Regions from separate parts of the Homo sapiens genome. Here region 1 is linked to region 2. Evidence: chromatin loops called from intact Hi-C (ENCODE). Cell type or tissue: breast epithelium. All regions are shown on one strand.

Evidence for each region. Peaks named below come from ENCODE experiments on the same cell type or tissue, not always from the same donor. Only the 100,000 strongest peaks of a DNase experiment are listed, where the experiment ranks them.
Region 1: it touches region 2 in a loop (12-fold over the local background); 97 of 110 quality-filtered maps call a loop at or near these places.

What each region holds. Positions count from the first base shown.
Region 1 is chr11:657,057-659,556 of GRCh38, reverse strand. The region is part of intron 10 of DEAF1 (DEAF1 transcription factor); the gene reads left to right. LOC124902603 (a long non-coding RNA gene) reads right to left here. Exons shown (of 2, transcript XR_007062543.1): 2 at 453-2,500. Among named protein-coding and RNA genes, the nearest start is that of DRD4, 21 kb to the right of the region's middle. In breast epithelium, no CTCF peak of the experiment used is centred here; DNase peaks (open chromatin) are centred at 996 and 1,166; H3K4me3 peaks cover 347 bases; H3K27ac peaks cover 1,129 bases.
Region 2 is chr11:735,466-737,965 of GRCh38, reverse strand. LOC105376509 (a long non-coding RNA gene) reads right to left here and starts at 1,442. Exons shown (of 3, transcript XR_930962.3): 1 at 1,229-1,442. RefSeq lists an enhancer at 2,313-2,500. In breast epithelium, no CTCF peak of the experiment used is centred here; no DNase peak of the experiment used is centred here.

The sequences.
Region 1 (2,500 bases), 78 kb after region 2:
TTGGCTCCATCGAGGCTCCTGGCAGCATTACATCCTCTAAGAATAAGTCATAAAGAAAGCACTCCTTGTAAGATACACGATCCACCAGGCTGCCTCCAACCACAGCCTCATCTCCATCCGGGGTGTGTCTAGGTTTTCTTTTTTATTATTATTTTTTATCATTTGAGACATGTTCTCCCTCTGTCACCCAGGCTGGAGTGCACTGGTGTGACCTCAGCTCACTGCAACCTCCACCTCCCAGGCTCAAGCAATCCTCCCACCTCAGCCTCTCTGGTAGCTAAGAGGTGCATGCCACCATGCCCAGCTAATTTTTTTTTTTTTTTTTTTTGTAGAGACAGGGTTTTGCCATGTCACCTAGGCTGGCCTTAAACTCTTGGGCTCAAGCGATGCTCCCGCCTCGGCCTCCCAAAGTGCTGGGATTACAGGTGTAGCCACCATGCCTGGCCAGTATCTAGGTTTTCAAGTTAGACTTAGTTTTATTTGCAGAAAGAATAATGAATACATTATTAACTTATTCTTTGATAGTTAGAAATTAATAGGCATTTTATATGTGATCTTATGGTCTTACTCTTGGTTGGCTGTTTCTGAAGGAGTGGCTTTGTTATCTGTAATTTGTCTAATTTAAAAATCAATTATAATGAAACCAGCATATGTGATTCACAAGGCTTTTTTCCACCTGGACCAGAGTACACCAGCTATTGCATTGCCAAAAGTAGGTGTGTTCCTGTTGTGTGATGTGCAGATGGGGGGCCCCTGCAGCAGGGAAGGCAGGCCAGGAAACCCCTTCGCAGTCTCTGCTGAGGGGCTGGACCCGCTGCTTGGGCGGGACTCCCCGCAGGGTGCTCTGCTGCAGTCTCCTCCTCTGCCCGCCTGCGGCCCAGAGAACTCTGAATGCTAATGGCAATGCCAGCTGCTTGGCAGCATGAGCTTCTTGGGGCGCCTGGGCAGGCCTGGGCACTTCTGCCCTTTGTGCCATCCGCAGTCCTGTGATTTCCTGACAGTTTCCTGAAAGCGCAGAATGGGACTTGTCGATGTCCTTGGCTGCGGAAACGCGGTGTCTTGTCCTAACCTTCTGCAACGCACACACACCTCTTCCGCAGTAATGAATGGTTTTTTGTTTTTGTTTTTGAGACAGAGTCTAGCTCTGTCACCCAGGCTGGAGTGCAGTGGCGCGTTCTCGGCTCACTGCAAGCTCCACCTCCTGGGTTCATGCCATTCTCCTGCCTTAGCCTCGCGAGTAGCCGGGAGTACAGGCACCCGCCAACACGCCTGGCTAATTTTTTTGTATTTTTAGTAGAGACAGGGTTTCACCGTGTTAGCCAGGATGGTCTCGATCTCCTGACCTCGTGATCCGCCTGCCTCAGCCTCCCAAAGTGCTGGGATTACAGGCGTGAGCCACCGTGCCCGGCTAATGAATGGTTATTTTAAAAAATAAACGTATTTCGGGATAATTTTAGGTTTACAGAAAAGTTGCAAAGTGAGCGCAGAGGGTCCCTTCTGCCACTCCGCAGCCTCCCCTCTGTAACTTCAAAGCCCACAGGGCATGGCTGTTGTAGCTGAGAAACCGTCGCTGGGTGTCCCTGTGAACTCCGGACTTTGAATTTCACTATCAATGTCCTGTTTCTGCTCTAGGACCTTGTCCCCGCTGCCACCTGTGGGAGACAGCCTCCCGTGCACCATTTGCCCAGCACCCTCAGGCCTGTGACGGTCTCTCAGTCTTTCCTTGTCTTCCATGCCCTGCAGTTCTGAGAGGGCCTGGCCAGGCAGTTTGTCCAGGTGCCCCGATCCAGGCTTGTCTTGTGCTTTCTCGTGGGGGTGGACGACAGGTTTCAGGGAGGGGTGCTGCCGCCTGTCTCACCCCACTGTGGCGTCCCTGACATCCAAGTGACATTACAGACAGCTCTGACCTTCCTCACCAGAGTCAGGTGTCTGTAGGTGTCTCCTTGGTGACAGGACTGCTTCTCCCTTTGCACATTTAGTCAGGCAGCAAGTCCACGGCCGTGGGGGGGCTTCTCCTAGACGGGAGGATCTGGAATAGCTTGGACTTGTATTTATTTATTTGATCATTTGTTTGTATCCGGATGGGCTCATTTTATATGTGTTTTAAACTCTGAGCTAGAAGGCAACACTACTTTCTTGTGAAGCACACCATCTGTCCTTGGCCCTAGGGAGCTCCTGCCGTCGGCTCCTGGGTCCCCTGATGCACCCCTTTCAACAGACTTTTCATTTTGGGGTACGTCCTGACTTCCTGGCACTGCAGGGTGCTCCAGCCTCCTCTTGCATTCCCTGCCCTGGCCCGGGAATCAGCCCCTTCTCCAAGGAGCCCCGGGTCCTTTTATTGGCAAGTCTTAAGAGAGTGAGGCCTGGGTGCCAGGCAGGGAGCCCCAGGTCCTTTTATTGGGAAGTCTTAGAGAGTGAGGCCTGGGTGCCAGGTGGGTGCCAGGTGGGTCCGGTGCTGCTGGGATGTTGTCACGTGGAGGCCCTCAGCTGCAGAGCAGGG
Region 2 (2,500 bases):
GACGGAAGCTCCTGCTCTCGGGGCCCTTCCAGACCCCACCTTGTGCGTTTCTTCATCGGGCTGTCTTTCTATGCTTTTAAATATTCTTTGTGATAAATCGGTAAAAGTGTTTCCCTGAGTTCTGTGAGCCTCTCTAGCAAATTAATCAAGCCCAAAGAGGGCGGTGGTGGGAACCCCAATTTAATGCCATTTGGTGACACCTTCCAGAGGCCTGGACTCACGACTGGTGGGAAGTGTGGGGCAGTCTTGTGGGACTGAGCCCCCAGCCTGTGGATCTGGGGCTAACTGCAGGTAGACAGCCTCAGAAGCGAACTGAAAGGGAGAACACCCAGCCGGTGTCTGTGGCAAAGCTGAGGGCTTGCTCGGTGTGCGGGAGACACAGCTGACTGCCTGCTCCGTGTGCAGGAAAAACGGAGCTGGCCGCTTGCTGGGTGTGCGGGGAGAAACAGAACTCCTCTGTGTCTGTTGCAAAGCTGGCTGCTTGCTTGGTGTGCGGGAGAAACAGAAGTTCTCTGTGCTGATTATTACTGTGCAGTGAGACCAGAGGGAACACGGTTTGAGTTTTTCCACTTTCTCAATGCCACTGAACTGTTCAATTGAAAATGGTTAAGATGGTAAATTTTCCTTGTGTTTTTTTTTTTTTTTAATTTTCCTTGTTCTTGACAGCCAGTTTTGGGGGGAAAAAAAGATGGAGCCGGGTGCAGTGACTCGCGCCTGTAATCCCAGCACTTTGGGAGGTGGAGACTGGGAAGATCCCTTGAACCCAGGAGGTCGAGGCTGCAGTGAACCCCAATTGCCCCACTGCACTCCAGCCTGGGCAACAGAGCGAGACGCTGTCTCAAAAACAAAACACAACAGGCTGGGCGCGGTGGCTCCCGCCTGTAATCCCAGCACTTTGGGAGGCCGAGGCGGGCAGATCACAAGGTCAGGAGATCGAGACCATCCTGGCTAACACAGTAAAACCCCGTCTCTACTAAAAATACAAAAAAAAAAATCAGCCGGGCGTGGTGGCGGGCGCCTGCAGTCCCAGCTACTCGGGAGGCCGAGGCAGGAGAATGGCGTGAACCCGGGAGGCGGAGCTTGCAGTGAGCCGAGATCGCGCCACTGCACTCCAGCCTGGGCGACAGAGCGAGACTCCGCCTCAAAAACAAAACAAAACAAAACAAAACAAAACAAAACCAAAAACAATGATGGACCATTGAGCTGTGGAACATATCAGGAAACTTACCCAGGACGATGAGGTTGTGAGTGACTTATTTTGGGAACTTCCTGACAGTCGTTGCCTAGGACCTGTGAGCGGACAGCACAGCTGGGCTCAGTCTCCAGACTCACTCCAAACCCTTCTTATGTCCATCAGTCCCGAACCACTTCCGTCCCAAACATGCCCAATCCTAACGAAGCCTCCTGAAGACTCACCTGAAGCCACACCCCAAAACCTTCCACACGCCCACCCCGGCCCTGCTTTCCCCTCAGACCCCGTGAAGACCCTCAGGCGGGATTCCCGCTCCGGCAATGGCGCCCACTCAGACCCCGTGAAGACCCTCAGGCGGGATTCCCGCTCCGGCAATGGCGCCCACTCAGACCCCGCGAAGACCCTCAGGCGGGTTCCGGCTCCGGCAATGGCGCCCACTCAGATGCTGTGAAGACCCTCAGGCGGGGTTCCGGATCCGGCAATGGCGCCCACTCAGACCCCGTGAAGACCCTCAGGCGGGTTCCGGATCCGGCAATGGCGCCCACTCAGACCCCGCGAAGACCCTCAGGCGGGGTTCCGGATCCGGCAATGGCGCCCACTCAGACCCCGTGAAGACCCTCAGGCGGGTTCCGGATCCGGCAATGGCGCCCACTCAGACCCCGTGAAGACCCTCAGGAGGGGTTCCGGATCCGGCAATGGCGCCCACTCAGACCCCGTGAAGACCCTCAGGCGGGTTCCCGCTCCGGCAATGGCGCCCACTCAGACCCCGCGAAGACCCTCAGGCGGGGTTCCGGATCCGGCAATGGCGCCCACTCAGACCCCGTGAAGACCCTCAGGCGGGTTCCGGATCCGGCAATGGCGCCCACTCAGACCCCGTGAAGACCCTCAGGAGGGGTTCCGGATCCAGCAATGGCGCCCACTCAGACCCCGTGACGACCCTCAGGCGGGTTCCGGCTCCGGCAATGGCGCCCTCTCAGACCCCGTGAAGACCCTCAGGTGGGATTCCCGCTCCGGCAATGGCGCCCACTCAGACCCCGCGAAGACCCTCAGGCGGGTTCCGGCTCCGGCAATGGCGCCCACTCAGACCCCGTGAAGACCCTCAGGCGGGTTCCCGCTCCGGCAATGGCGCCCACTCAGACCCCGTGAAGACCCTCAGGCGGGGTTCCGGATCCGGCAATGGCGCCCACTCAGACCCCGCGAAGACCCTCAGGCGGGGTTCCGGATCCGGCAATGCCGCCCACTCAGACCCCGCGAAGACCCTCAGGCGGGTTCCGGATCCGGCAATGGCGCCCACTCAGACCCCGTGAA